Regions from separate parts of the Homo sapiens genome. Here region 1 is linked to region 2. A link is a loop called in an ENCODE intact Hi-C map of the cell type or tissue named here. Cell type or tissue: IMR-90. All regions are shown on one strand.

Region 1 (8,000 bases), 160 kb after region 2:
TGGTCCCTGCTTTAAAAAGCCTCTGGGCACAGGAACAGTAAAATTATTCAATAAAATACTTAAATCAATTGATACCACCATGTTTAAAAACACAGTCTATCACCAAGGGACAGAAAATGCCATGCCTAGTGTGAGATTCTTTTTGGCTACACAAATTTTAAAAGGCAGGTTTTACACTGGATTTTAAACATATGTAAGCCTGGGTCTGGTTGAACTAGTGAAGACAGATGGCATGATTGAAGAGACACCCTTCTCCTGATTTGGGTGGGCAGGTGGGTGGCTAGCAGCACTGTTGAAATTATCATCCAGGCTAACCTGCATCCCTTGTTCACTGTGCGCTAGGCACTCTTACTAGGCTAAAAGACTTATAATACCGACGTCATTTAATTATCACAACAAACCTGTGAGGTAGGTATGACTGTTATCCCCATTTTACAGGAGAAAAAAACCAAGGCACAAACAGAGGCACAAAAAGGTCAAGCCAACTGTCTAATGTCACACTAGCTGGTTTATGATAAACCTGGGATTTGAACCCACGCACTTTGGTTCTAGAGCCTGTGCTTTTGCTTTTAATTTTTGCATTTCCATTCTAAACTGACTACAGTCATTCATTTGGTAACATATTTAATGAATTATATACATGATATGTTTATGTTTGTGTATGTATCTTACTATGTGCCTGGCATTTTATTCAGCTGAGCTCTGGAATGCAATCAAAGTCCAGAACACATGTGGCTCCTCAGTTCAGGCTGAACCCAATTCCAGTTGACCCCAATTCAGGTTGACCCCTAATTGTATGGGTCTTGGATTTGTAGATAAACCTGATGAAGGGGCCACATGTCAACAAGTTATGTAATTGCTGACAGAGGCATTTCAGGCTGGGAAATCTTTTCATTCTTTCCATTACATGGGTTCTGTGCTATTAACATTTAATGACATGTTGGAGGTGCGTTAAAATTTATCACTGTGTAGACGATACAAGAATGGCCCCAAGGAAGCTGATGTTATAAAAGCAGACTGATGGAGGGAGAATCAAAAGATAAGGAGGTAACTTGAAAAGTATCTTCCATATGGATTGCTCATATTAGCTGCATTCTCTCAAGGATAGAAACTAAATACAGCAAGCAAAAAACCCCACTTTAACAGAATCCATTTAGAGATCCTATTTTGGATATAAGGATTTTTTATGAGGAGATGAAGTGGCTTGTTTCAGAGAGGTACTGTTTCAACAGTAACAGTGGAAACAAGGAAGGCTTCATTTGTGCAGTCTAGTTGAAAGCTCATCAAACTTATACAAGTGCAGAGACTATGAGATGGAAAGACAGTTGCATTTCAAAGAAGACCAATAAAACAACATCACTTTTCATTGTTTGCAGCTTTATAGTTTCTAAACCACTTTCTCATGCTGTATCAAATCTATCTCGCATGCATCCTCTCTTCCTCGTGGGATTCTCTCATCTGCCTGAGAGTCTCTCATCCTTCCCTGTCCCCTGCTTGCGCTGAAGTTGCTTGTTCTGAAGTAGCTGTCACTTTTGAAGCCAAAGGGTTTTGGGTGGGGCTGCAGGGTTTCACCACTCATGGTCAATCTGGAGACTCTGTCTCTTCCAGACACTCCCAGGCTTGGGTGAAATGTCATACTAAAGGACAGAGGAGTTGATTTCAGGGGAGACTGGGGAGACATGGGTAAAGATAAGGCAATATGGAAGCGTGGGGCGGTAAAATCTCCAATGGGTGAATATTGACCAATGTTCTGTTCTCTCTTGATACATTGCTTCAGGGTAGAGTTTCTCCATGTAAGATGTCCTGTGTGGTCCAATGGATGCTCTTGTCAAGTGACCAATGTGTCCCTTTGTGGCTTCACACGAAGCAGTAGTCAATGTAGGAGCCCACCCGTGTTTTATTTCTTCTCATTCTTTCTGTTTTTTTTTCTTTCCCTTTTCCCTCATTCCCAATGCCTAGGGATTGTACCTCCTACTTAAAGCACCAGCACTTGATCCCTGCCTCAGGCTCTGTTTTCTAGGAAATTGAGTCTATACATATTTTATTTCAAACTCTTGCCAACATTTTGACTCAGGCAGGTATTTTTGTTGTTGTTGTTATTGATCATATTTTAGAGATGAAAAAGCTAAGGCCCAGAGAGTTTAAGCGACTAGCCCAAGACTACATTCATTCATTCATTACTTCATTTATTTAGCAGACATTTTTCAAACACTGTCTGTGTGCCAGGCACTGTTCTATGTGCTGGTGGTGACTAAGAGAGACAAGGTTATGCCTTCATGAAACTTAAATATGAATTGGTGGAGACAGATGGTACATAAGTAAATACATCAATCAACAAATTAGGGCAGTGGTAAATTATATTATTCTATTCTATACAACAGGGTTTTGTGTTAGAAAGTGGAGGGAAGGCAAGGAGAGCTAATTTATAATGTGATCAGGACAAGCATTTCTGAAGAGGTGACACATGAGCTGACGCCAGGGCTAGGTTAGAACTTCTAGAGGCTCTAAAAACTCATAGTTCCCCATCCCTGCTTGTGTATTGTAATTCGAATAGAAACAGTACCATGTTGTGTAATGAAGTCCAACATAGAAGGTGCCTGGTAAATATCTGCTAAATGAATGAATTAATGAACAAATGACAGATTCTTATTTTCCCCATGATGACTACTTGGATTTTAAAAATATATATCAAATTTCAAATTCTCCTCCCAACCCCCCAAAAAAACCTTTTTCTGGGAGAGTGTTCCCTATTGAGTAATGCAGTATTTGTTAAGGGTGAAATGATTAGCAGACTACAGACACTTTTAGGACATTGTAGGCAGAGGGAACAGCATGTACAAAGACAATGAAGTATGAACCAGCCTGAGTGACTTAAAGGAACAGAAAGATAGGCTGATGTGTCTGGGGAGTAGCAAGTGAGAGGGAGAGAGGTGTGAGATGGGGTAAGAGAGATGGCAAAAGCCAGATGATACAATCTTGAATTCCATGATGAGGGGTTAGGATTTTATTTTAAGGGCAATAGGGAGCCATAGGAAGATTTTTAGCAGGTGAGCGACATGATGAAAGTGATTGCTAAGTGGTAATTCTAAGTCTAGAACTCAAACCTCTGACTCCTGGACCTAAGTATTTCTATACTAAGCAGGTGTCAGAATTGGAACCAGGGGCTAAAGTCTGAGGCTCCCACTCCTGTGATAGAGTGAAGCCTAGCTTCATAGTCGTGTCTTGTAATATGAGGCCTTCAGATGACGCAACAATATGTCTCCAACTGTACCCTGTTTCCTGGCAATAGATAGTATGAGACAGACTCATGAAAGCACATCTGCTCAATTGGGCCTGTGTTGTTCCATCTATAGACTGGGACTGATGTAACCTCTCACCCATATAGGGAGGTGGTGGAGTGGTGACTCACAGGTCATCAGGACAGGAAGCATGTGATGTTGGGACTGCTGAGAATCACCAGTGGTTCTCATCAGTCTGAATACTCCAGTCGTCAGAACAGCAACATCTATCCTGTCATTAAAGAAGTGAACATTATGGAGAAAGTGCTTCATCCAGTGTAAGAGGGCTATGTGGTTATGTGCAGTAACAAGGGAAAGGCCAGCAGGAGTCTCATGGTTTTAAACATCATCCAGAAAAATGGCAGGGAAAGACTGGTAACCACCATCTGATGAGTAAAGTTTTATTCTGTTACTGTTTGTTGCTTTTGCCTGAAAAGGATGGAGGATTTTCTTAAATGGGACACCTTTGCGAAGAATTCTGAGATTCTCAATAAATGGGCACGTCAGTGCATATGTCGGGGGTCACTATTCTGAGGAGGATTCAGGACTTATCCATAGGCTTGAAGCTTTTCTCTCCCTTTCCCTCCCAACTTCCATTTTCTTAAAAGAGAACTCCAGTCTGGAGACACAAGCTCCTGTTTTCTCAGCGATGCCTCTCTCCAGGGAGGAGAGTGGGACCAGGCAGTTCTTGAGGCCTTTGGTAATTCATGCACCTTGTGCTTTTGCACCGTAAGTGCACGAATTCCCAACACTGACACAGCCATCCCCTTAACTCCCTAGCCTGTACCCCAGAGCAGCTGTGCTTTCTTCTGGCTCTGCAGATATCAATTCCTAAATAGGATGCCTTGAGGACATCAGAGAGACTGCCCCCTCCAGCTGATCACTTATGTGACATTTTGATGTTATTAATGTGTGTTCATCTGCTCCCTTCCTTCTCCCAAAAGGAGACAGGGAGAGAAACATTATTGAATAGAAATGCGGGGACCCACGGAGTGAGCATGCAGGAGGGGGAAGGGAGAGAGGAAATTTAAACTGGAGAGAGGTTGATGGAGCTGAGGGACGTGGAGAGGACTCCAAGGGGAGTGGGTAAACGACAGTTTGTGCATCACAAATCACACCTTCTCTCGAGTCCAACTGTTTCACCATCCTGCCCCCACCAGCCCGGCGCCTCTTAGCAATTCCCCGGCTGTCAGCTCTCTACCTGCTTGGCTCTGGCTGCTCTGCTCAGAGCTGCTCCCCTGGGCCTCCCTGGCTTGTCAGTGGGCTGCGTCAGCATCACGCCACACTGTCTCCCGTTGGCCCGGTGATCAACGCCTGACGGGCCGGCCCTCTCTCCCCTCTCAGCTGGGGCCAATGGGAGTCAGGGGAAGGTTTTGGTTACAAACGAAAATAAAATAAATAAGTCATACTCCTGCACTCAGGAGTCTGGGAAGAACGTCTTCATGGCCTCATAAATAATCTTTCCTTTTAAATCTGTCCTTCTTCTTCTAGATGTGCCTCCCACCCGCCCTCCACCCCGGCCCCCTTGGGCTGCCCCTTACAGTGCAGGGAATACAAAATGAGAGGCTTAGATTTAGACTTGGTGTTGGTAATAGCACCTCCCACAAAGGCATTTGTACCGTGTGTGTGTGTGTGTGTGTGTGTGTGTGTGTGTGTGTGTGTGTGCGCGCGCGCGCGCACGCAGGAGCACATGCACAGAAGCCAGCAAGATAGAATTCATGACAGTGTTATACTGATCCCACCCTGACTCATGGTCTTCTGACTTTTGCAACAAGTCACCCAGCCCCCTCCCAGGTTACCCCTCGACCCTGTCTTCCTACCCCAAAGCTCTCAGTTTATTTATTTCTTCCCATTACAGGGAAGCTTAAATGTGGGGATTAAATGGACTACCCTATTTTAAGATGCCTAGAAGTTTTTCTTAAAATCCATATCTATATCTCTCTTTATTGGACATTTAATTAAAGTTCATTCACTTTGAATCTTCTGCTTAAGACATTGTCCTCTTTTTCAAAACATATACCTTAAGGTAGGGGGTGTTATTAATCTCGTACCTTGAATGTGAATAAAAGTGCTTGAAAATTGGACCTCAGAGGGTCAGGAGAGATGGCCAGAACTCCTGAAGACCCCGTGGTTGTGGGGAGGAGGGGTGCATGCTAGAGAAAGTCTAGGGGGCTTTGCTGGATTGCCTAGGGTTGCCCAGGAGCTTTCCTAAGCATGATTCATCTTGGTCATCAGGCGGGTGTCCTCTGAGCAGATGCCGTGGTGGCATGAGGAGACAACCATGGGCACAGGGGCCAAAGAGTTAGAGGGGAGCTGGGGAGGAGAAGCATTGAGAAATTAATGCTCAGTGCACGAGAGGCCCCCAAAGTGGTCAGTTTTTTCTTGAAAAGTCTTCATTTTAGACCAGGGTGGGCAACCTTCCTTGGCCACTCCTCCCACACTCCCTTCCTTGCCTCACTCCAATGCACACTGCATGAAGAGAGTGGGAGTTTGCCCTCTATTGACTGCGTCCAGAGAGGGTCATCTGACCAGTCTTCTGGTCTGTTAAGGGGTCCAGGTGCCTGGTGTGCTACGTGAGGTTAAGAAGAAAGAAGAGAATGTGAAAAGATTAGATTTTTGGAAATGTTGCCCAACTTCTGCCAGATGGGAACATTGAAGGCACTACATGGCCATGGGCTTTCCTCTGAGAAATGCCAAGATGGAGCCATGTTGGTTCAGAAGGACAGACAGGCAAGATATCTGCTGCCATTTAATCATTATCTAGGAAGATTTCACAGTGTTCAGAGCCACACACATTTTTATCTCTTTGATCTCTTTCTAACTGCTTCCTCTGCATGGTTGCCATGCTGAGGCAGTGGTGAAGTTTTTATAGACTGTACTTTTGGTGGGTGGAGTAGCTTCCAGATTGGGTTGTGGTACAAGATGCAGAAGACTTCATCGCAGAGCCTCTGCATAGAGGTGGATTTGCCATGAGGCTAGTGCATTTTAAGCTTCAGGGCCTTTCACTTCCATGGGCTCTGTCCATGGCTCTGAAGCTGGCCAAAGAATAATCACACTTGAGGATACATTTTGCCCTTGGGAGGAAAGACTCCAGGAAGAGATCTAGGTAGGCTCTGTTTCACCAATAAATTCCAGGGTCCTGTGTACTTGGAGTGAGATCAAGAAGTAGGGGGCATGGGTTTTGAGCAGACATGTCTCCTAGCCCTGCAGATTTCTTGCCCTGTGCAGAGAGACACCAAGGGCAGAGGAGCAGAATGTATTCCTGTGAAGTACAGGTTCCCTCTTGCCTGGATGGTTCTGATGGTATCCCGATACGATGTCTGAGATTAGGAGTATGTGGGTATACAGGGAATAACAATATTTCAAATAGAGCCAGAAGTTAGCTTTTGGAAAATTATTCCACATCTTACACTTCATATGTATAAAAGAAATTTGATAAGTTCCCCAAGATTTGACAACTATCCTAATAGTTTACATGAGAATGACTTCTGGAACTAAAAAAAATAAAAAATTTTTTCTAAACCGTCAATAATAGAAGGTGAATTTTGGTCAATGATGCTAGAGGAAAGACTGAATTGCTTTTGAGTTTTTCCTATAGGAAAGAATTTACAAAATCCTTGTCATGTGAAGAAGTTACTAAAGAGCATGCAGCAAAGATTGTAGAGGAACAAGTATTATAGGCATGTGAGGATGTTAATTAATAAAAACATTACTTTTTTGGTATTTGTGATGTATTTGATATTTTCCCACCTTATTATTTTATATTTAGAGACAGTGTCTTGCTCTTTTGCACAGGTTGGAGTGCAGTGGTGCCATCATAGCTCACTGCAGCCTCAAACTCCTGGGCTCAAGTGATCTTCCTGCCTCAGCCTCCTGAGTAGCTGGGACTACAGGTGCAAGCCACCATGCCCAACTCATGTCCATTTAAAAAATTAATTACATTTTATTTCCTCATTCTAAATAAATATTCTCTTTTTGTACCCAATTTATATTTTTAGCTTAGCATTGTTTTCCCTCAGAGAAGCTTTGAAGTTTTATAAACTTCAAGTCCCATAACACCTGTACCTGCCCCTGACACCCTAATCCTTTTTGGGTAACAGTATTCAATGGCCTTCATTTCCTAGCCTGGCAATGAGAGAAAATTTTTGTAATGACTTCATATCCTCAGCAGGTTGGGTCACATAGGCTGAGCCCAAGTTTAAAAATGTTTATGAGACCTGGGATGTTTAACAAACTTGCAAAGCTCCATGATCTTGAATAAGTCACTCAACATTGTAGATTTTAGATTCTTCATCTGTGAAGTAAGAGGGTCAACAAAATGTATTCTAGTTGGCTCTCCGCCACTAATATCCTATGCTTTTTCCACTGAAACAGAATCTGGCATTGGTAATCAGTGGTGGAGGAATACCCCAATATAAGCTGAGAACTGTAGGTATCAGTTATCATCCATACTGACAACTAGATCCCCAGATTATGTCTTTCCTAAGCAGCATCCAGTCCCACAACTTCTTCCCATATTTTACTTCAATATAGGTGCAGCTTACAATTTACGTGACATACATGTTTCTGTAGAGTCATATTTTTCTGATTCAGAATATGTAATGAAGGTACTAGGGAAGCATTTAAGAAAAAAAACTCTATCATGAATTTCTTATTGGCAAATGTAAGAAAATATGACCTTAAAAAGCATTATTCAAGTGGGTTCCATCTACACAAAGATAT
Region 2 (8,000 bases):
AGCGGTATGATGAGAGTGGACTTGCTGCTTCTGTCATTTTTCTCAAATTCTTTCAGCTGAAAATATTCTGGGATAGTCTGTCCTGAACCCCATATCGTAACTTATATATTAAGTATATAAAAAAAAATTTTAAGTAATGGTTGCAGTAGCAATCAGTAATCAATCAAGTCCATTAAAAATAAAAATTGTGGCCGGGCCTGGTGGCTCATGCCTGTAATCCCAGCACTTTGGGAAGCCGAGGTGGGTGGATCACCTGAAGTCAGGAGTTCAAGACCAGCCTGGCCAACATGGCGAAACCCCATCTCTACTAAAAATACAAAAATTAGCTGGGTGTGGTGGTACGCATCTGTAATCCCAGCTACTGGGGAGGATGAGGCAGGAGAATTGCTTGAACCTGAGAGGTGGAGGTTGCAGTGAGCTGAGATTGTGCCATTGCACTCCAGCCTGGGTGACAGAGCCAGACATTGTCTCCAGAAAAAAAAAAAAAGAAAATAAAATTGTAAAGAGTTTTATTTCCTTTCTCCCAACCTCTATCTTTTAAAAAGTTATTATTTGTTATATAAGATATGATTATATAGCAATAGCTTCCTTTTTCATAAGGTCCCCTTTGAATAACTCTTTCATATTTACTGTATATCAAATGCTGCATCGTCTGATGCTATCTTGGTCTTTCTAGCATACATTTCTTTTGTAGACTCTGAATACTTAACACATGTCTTCTGATTTATGGTTATTTTAAAAAATCTTGGTGAGGTAGGAGGAACAAGTATCATTGTCTCTTATTTATGGAGTATTAAAAGGTAAAGAGGGTTTAAATGGATTACTTAATGCCACAGACTTTATCCAGGAAAAAGCTTTGAGTAAGATCCCAGGTTTTCTGCTTCCTAATTCAATGTGCTTTCCGTTAGCCTGTTTTAATCATTTTAAATGTAGATTTATATAAAAACTTCCTTTACAAAAACTTCAGGTGCTTTAGAGATAACCTGTAATTCAAATAATGCCTAAAACCCTTGCGGGATGTTGTAACGATGACAGGATAAAGTGGAAGAAAAGTGTATGGGAAATGAAAAGGAATACGTCAGAATTAGTGCTCATAAACTTTGTCCCCTGCCCAAGTGCTATTTAAATTTCCTGAGCTTTGTGGATGTTAAAGAATAAATATGTGCCTCACAATTCTCAGAGACAGAACCAAAAAGGATGTAACTTAAAGGTCTACAGAGTGCAGGCAACTAGTGAAAACCGGTGAGATGAGCTGGGTTCATGTCAGGGAGGGGTAGGGATAATGGCAAACAATAGTGATGTGCTCTCTGTAAAGGGGCAGTCACTCATCAGTTCCAGTGGAAGGATTGGCCCAGTCACGCCAAGTCCTCTGACTTTACTGAGAAACCCAAAATTGGATTTTTATGTAAAATATTTTGATTAAAAGAACAAACAATGCAGGCCACATTAGTATGTCTGCAAGTGACTTATGCCCCACAGGCCTCAGTCCACTCTTGGCATATTTTTGACTTTTAACTATTTTCAGATTTAGAGCTCCACTAAGAATAACAGTTGATCTGTTAGGTGGAAAGGTTCCTTTCACTTGCAAATATTCCTGAAGATGGGTCTTGAAGGTAGCTTGATTCCTTTCTTTCTTTTCTTTCTTTTTCTTTCCTTTTCTTTCTTTCTTTCTTTCTTTATTTCTTTCTTTCTTTCTTTCTTTCTCTCTCTCTCTTTCTTTCTTTCTTTCTTTCCTTCTTTCCTTCTTTCTTTCTTTCTTTCTTTCTTTCTTTCTTTCTTTCTTTCTTTCTTTCTCTTTCTTTCTCTCTTTCTTTCTTTCTCTCTCTCTCTCTGTCTCTCTCTCTCTCTCTCTCTATCTTTCTTTCGAGACAGAGTCTTGCTCTGTCGCCCAGGCTGCAGTGCAGTGGCATGATTTCGGCTCACTGCAACCTCCACCCACCGGGTTCAAACACTTCTCCTGCCTCAGCCTCCCCAGTAGCTGGGATTACAGGCATGCGCCACCATACCCGGCTAATTTTTGTATTTTTGGTAGAGATGGGGTTTTACCATGTTGGCCAGGCTGGTCTCGAACTCCTGACGTCAGATGATCCACCGGCCTTGGCCTCCCAAAGTGCTAGGATTACAGGCATGAGCCACCACGCCCAGCCAATTCCTCTCTTTTTACAAAAGTACTCCCCAACCTTATTTCTTTAAAAGGCATTTCCTTTGCTTAGGACTGCTGTCTACCCACTGTTCACATCACAGCTCCTGTGTAGGTGTGTCCTCTCACAGCACGGGGGCTCATGACACAGGCATGCAGGCAGCAGGCTTCTGTTCAGTGGTTCAGGAGTTGTCACTCAGGTCCAAGAAAACTGCTTTGCAGCATCTACCCTTGGCATGGTAACTCTTATTGATAGCCTCCTCTTGGTCTGTCATTTCTCTGTAATTCCTGCCCTGCAGGAAACCAGAAAGTGATTTTCTATGCACAACCATGAACCATGTTTTTACCTAAAAATATATTTATGAACTGATCTCTTGTTTCCTCCAAATATTAAACCCTTTTCCTTAGAATGGAAGAGGACAGTCATTTCTATAAGATCATGTTCAGATTAGAGACGCAAACATTTTCTGTCCTAGAGTTCTTCGAAGTTTACTGTCATGAGAAAACATTTCTTCCCTGAGGAATTGAATTCTGAAAGTTCAGGAGCCCAGTAGCATCATAATTTTTTTCCATTCATTTCTTCCAGTGCCCTATAAAACAATCGCAAAAATAATACAAACTCGATCCCAAATTAGATATAAAATATGCAAAGGTGTTGTGCTATGTAAGTAATGTACTTATTATCACATATGCGATGCAAATGGATGCAACATTCTACAGAATACTTCGGGAAAATAGAGAACGTAAAAATGTTCTGATTTTAATCACAAAATAATTCTATTCAGAAGTTAGCCACGAGAGGGCAGCATTGTCTACACAAACACAGAATGGCGACTGCATTTGAACCTCAGACATTTTCGTGAGGCTGTTTCACCATTTGGTTTCAATCACAGGGAATGATCATAGAAACAGCATCATTGATGCTTAAATTCACAGTTTTTAAAATAAAAACTCTAATCTCTTCGTCTGCGCAACCATTAGGACAAGGCTAAATATCGTGGAACAATGACACATATTTTTCTTATATTTCTCTGTCTTTTCCAGCATGTCTTCTTTACGCTCTACGCTCCGTTTCTGTAGTTTACTTACTTTGAAAAAAAAAAAAATCACCCGACTATTATTATGATTCTGGCCACATGAATCCCAGTGAGCATCAATTTCTTTGTCTACGGAACTTTTTTTTTCCCCTGGAGTCTTGCTCTGTCGCCCAGGCTGCAGTGCAGTGGTGCGATCTTGGCTCACTGCAACCTCCGCCTCCCGGGTTCAGGTGATTCTCCTGCCTCAGCCTCCTGAGTAGCTGGGATTACAGGCGCCCGCCACCATGCCCAACTAATTTTTGTATTTTTAGTAGAGACGAGGTTTCACCATGTTGGCCAGGATGGTCTCGATCTCTTGGCCTCGTGATCCACCTGCCTCGGCCTCCCGAAGTGCTGGGATTATAGGCGTGAGCCACCGCGCCCGGCCATCTACAGAACTGGTAAGCAGTCTAGGGTAGTAAATAGAAACAGGGCCCCAGCTGTGGGCAGGGGCTGCTTCTGCCACTTCGAGATTTGCTTTTCCCCATAGATGAACTGAAGGTAATAACAGCATCTGCCTCTCACTGTGCTGTTGTGAGGATGCACTTTATAATGGATTTCATAAGGTGCCTGGCACATAGAAAGTGCTCAGTAAACATTGCGGTAACAGTGGTGGACTCTTTTTTTTTTTAATTGAATGAGTTGTCAACATTTAAAAATCTGGAGAGCTCACATAAAAATCCTCACTGATCAGTTTTGTCCACATATATTACTTGCCCGGCTTCTGTGGGCACGCGGGTTGTGGTCCTTCGTGAGCCCTTCCATCTCCCACCATCTGTTTATTGCCTTTAGATGATGATAAAAAAAAACTGCACCATGGCCAGCAAGAACAGCTGTAGGAAGGAAGACTTCAGATTTTTTCTCCAAGTTGCAGAAGATGATTGTGCTCAGTCCTAACAACTCTCTGTAGATTCTTTTATCTGAGCAATCCAAAGCCCTTAGCGCTGCAGTTTAATCTAATTTGTTTCTTTTGTCAGATTTCATTTTGAGGCTGAAGCCTTTGAGAGACTAGCAGAGAGCATTTCCTATGGGAAATTTGGTTTCATTCATTCCTAGGTGGCAGGTTGGGGGGTCAGGATTGTCAAACTGGGGAGGACATCTGATGCCTGATGGTAAAACAAAAAGCCACCAGGGACAGGCTTAGGACAGTTCCACTGTGACATCCTTTTTCCTTTTTTCCCCTTCACTTCCTCAGCCCCCCTACCCCATGTGTTAAATGGGTTTTCTTATTTTTAATCTTAAAGAAAAAGAATTTGTGTTTATAAAATAAGATTTAAAAGGTTATTTCCTCCTCACAGTGGGAATCCAGGGAGATAGCTTGGCAGCCCCCAGGAGCTCAGGGAGGAACTCAGCAATCCTCTCATCTGTCTTACAGAACCGTGCTAAGTTACCAAAGGAAACCACCACTCATTTATCTAAACCCTTTGCAGTTAAATGCTCAGAGACGAATGCGCTTGTTGCAACTGCTCTCAGGGTGGCAGCAGACACTCAGAATGGTGTTTCGATTTAACTTATTGCATTTCAGCTAATTGAAAAGCAGAGCACATCGAAGGGCCTCTGTGAGAACACTTTTCAGACTATAAATCGGGGCTGGAGGAGATGTTTAATTAAATCAGTCCTGAGGTCACAGGAAGGAAAAGCAAACCTCTCCCTCCCAGACTTGACCTGGTTCACGTAGCATGGCAGCTGGAGAACTTGGAAATGTGTTAGTAGGACTAATGTAAATATACCAGATTAAAGCACTTCCCCGCCAGACTACGAAGCAAGAAATCGGATCTAGAGACAGACAATGGCTCTGACCTTCCAGTTTAATTCTGTATGCAAGAAACACACAGATGAAGATGGCCGGAGAGGCCGAATTGCTACGTTTCAGATTGCAGTGCGAGGACAGACTTTCTTAAAAGAGCTTATTTCCAAAGAATTCTGTTATTTGCGAGCAGGGACTTGGGAAGCCTTGAGTCAGTCCTGGGTCAGAACTGAGTGTTTGAAGGGGTGAATCATTAACTAAAACCCAACAGTTCATGAAGGAGGAAACCTAGTTAGAATTTGGGATCCTAGACAGGACACTAGCCAGGTGTCATCTGCAACAAAGGAAAGCGTGGCCAACCCAGCGTGGCCCACACAGGAAGGCTCCACACAAACCTATTGGTCTCACTTTTCTTGCTGAATTCTCTCTCAGGTTCATGGGCTTGTATGATGAATGTTCATGCAACATCTCTCAACAGCCTTCTCTCCCCATCCTTCCCAAATTTAAAGATAGGATCACGTGACAGAAAGAAAAAGAGCAGAATGTAAATGTGAAATCATAGCATTTGAAGGTGTGATCTTGGTTTTTAGCTAGAAGACGAGGAAGCTGAAGAAGTAACTAATTCAGGCCGGGCATGGTGGCTCATGCCTGTAATCTCAGCACTTTGGGAGGCTGAAGTAAGCAGATCTCTTGAGCCCATGAGTTAGAGACCAGCCTGGGCAACATGGTGAAACCCTGTCTCTACAAAAATGCAAAAATTAGCCGGGAGCAGTGGTGCACTCCTGTATTCCTAACTACTTGGGAGGCTGAGGCGGGAGGTTGGCTTGAACCTGGCAGGTGGAGTTGCAGTGAGCTGAGATCACACCAGATCTGCACTCCAGCCTGGGCAATAGAGCCAGACCTTGTCTCCTTAAGATAATAATAATAATAATAATAAAAGTAATTAATTCAGTCCAGCCAGTCAGCATAGGGAGCTAGCATGTTGGTCATAATTGCATGGCCCAGTCTGGAGCACATAGGTTCCTGTGATGAGCATCATGATGTGAAACAAAGCAGTCAGTGCCTTGGAATCATTACCCACTCCCCTTGCATCTCTAATCGTATATTGATTATGCTTATTTTTCATTCATAATTTTCTATGACTCCTTATTTCCCATGATACATCCAATTTCCCATGAAAGATCCATATCAGTCCTATTACCCCTTTGGATCTATTTGTTTGCTGGATCAATTCTCATTAAGACTTTAGTTTCACAGTTGTGGGAGGAGGGCAGGAGAGCTGTAGGGGAGGCATTTATTCACTTCTCCTGGTATCTGAGCAGGTAGACACAAAAACCTCTCCCCATGCCGTTTTTTCCTTATCTCTTCCTCTTGGATACTTTCTTGGTTTCCACTCTCTCCTCCTGTTTTCCTCTCCCTTCCAGACTGCAAAGAGGACCTGAAGGATGAGATCAGGGTTTGTGATAGAGGTCAAGCGTCTGCCTTACCTTAGGCAGCTGCCCCTTATCCCTCTTCCTGTTCTAATGATCAGCAAAGGAAGGAGCAGATGAGGGATCAGAAGAAGAGAAATAAGGACAGCAAAGCCAAAAGGTCCTGCAGGACAGGGGGTCTGGAGGCAGAAACTTGAGATCCAATGCTGAGATGGATGAGATGTTTGACTTGAGCAGTCATTCACCTCTCTGGGCCTCAGTTATCACAGCTGTAAATCAGAGGAACAGATTGGACGTGCTCTAAGCCTGGCTCTGGGGTTCTACGAGTCTATGAACTAGGAAACAGCAGTTTACAATTTGAAAACGCTGCAGGATGCTTGTAAAGTTAATTTACAAAAAAAAAAAACAAAACCAATAGCAACAACAACAAAACCCTTCCTGTGATATATGTATTTATACCCCATCACTGATACCATTATGTATGAATAACTTACTAGAACCAATCAAAAAAAGAAAAGAAAAAGCACCGAAGGGCAGAATGATGAAGTTGGCGATGATGCCACCAGCTCATTCTGGTGAGTGAGTGATTTGTTTATTTCCTCTGTGCTTGGGGTTGCCGCTAAATCTGGGCTGGAGAAACCAGTAAATATTTTTAATGTGACAAGAAAATCAGAGCATTTGGTGCCTTACACATTGTTGTTACTACAAGTTTTATTTCTTCTTTTATTGTTGGCCATAACCTTTTGAGCCTGATCTGGTACAAGAGCCCTGTGCAATCCCAAAAAAGGTGAGAGGCCAGATGTAGCCATCTCTGTGTGCTGGGCCATCTGCTGGTAATTCATGAGACAATGGCCAGGGCCCTTCTGATACAGTGCATGGAGCCGATTTGTTACACAATTCAAAGATATTTATTTTTATTCTGGTCTTACCATATATATCTTAGCCTAATCATGTAGAGGGGTTCAAAACCTCTTTAGACCAATACACATTTGCACCATTTACATTGTGCATCTTGATCTGCCCACTAGCAAGTTTGTTATCTTCTCTCCAGAGCATCAAGTAAAGGAAACACACACACACACAGAAACACACACACACACATACACACACCCTCAAACCATCTGCTCATCCTTGTGAAAACCTAATAAAAGTAACAGCAAAGAGAGGCAGGGTTTATTCAATTTTGTCTAGATCTGGGCAACATTAATTTCCTTGTCTCAAGACAGCCTATATCAGAGAAGGATTTGATAAAACTCAGGAAGGACAGAAGCAGGACTGGTGAGGTTCACTTAATTACTCCTTGTGGCACAGAGACAGTTAAACTTAAAAAAAAAATTGAAATGCAATCCTGGCTCATGTTACCCATTAGCTGGGTATATTGACCAAACTTATAGTCAGATAATGCAAACAATAACAAAGTTATTGATTGAGGAGATGTCAGGCAAATAGGTACTTATCATGATGCTGCTGATAAGCTCTGGATTTCCCTGCTATGGCAGCGACAGAGGCCTATTGATTTTGCAGTTGGTCATCTGTGGCTTCCAGCTGACATGGGATCTGTGGCTGATTCTATATGCAGGAGCTGCACTCATAGCAGGACACCGCAA

The links. Hi-C counts contacts between places; a loop is a spot of excess contacts. Peaks named below come from ENCODE experiments on the same cell type or tissue, not always from the same donor. Only the 100,000 strongest peaks of a DNase experiment are listed, where the experiment ranks them.
Region 1: it touches region 2 in a loop (7-fold over the local background); 2 of 110 quality-filtered maps call a loop at or near these places.

The regions. Positions count from the first base shown.
Region 1 is chr2:207,307,010-207,315,009 of GRCh38, reverse strand. No RefSeq gene overlaps it. Among named protein-coding and RNA genes, the nearest start is that of MIR1302-4, 42 kb to the right of the region's middle. RefSeq lists an enhancer at 3,905-4,654. In IMR-90, a CTCF peak has its summit at 3,584; DNase peaks (open chromatin) are centred at 3,399, 4,569 and 4,959; H3K27ac peaks cover 2,039 bases.
Region 2 is chr2:207,470,024-207,478,023 of GRCh38, reverse strand. No RefSeq gene overlaps it. Among named protein-coding and RNA genes, the nearest start is that of CREB1, 56 kb to the left of the region's middle. In IMR-90, CTCF peaks have their summits at 2,955 (motif pointing right), 4,687 and 7,240 (motif pointing left); DNase peaks (open chromatin) are centred at 2,973 and 4,693; H3K4me3 peaks cover 181 bases; H3K27ac peaks cover 1,015 bases.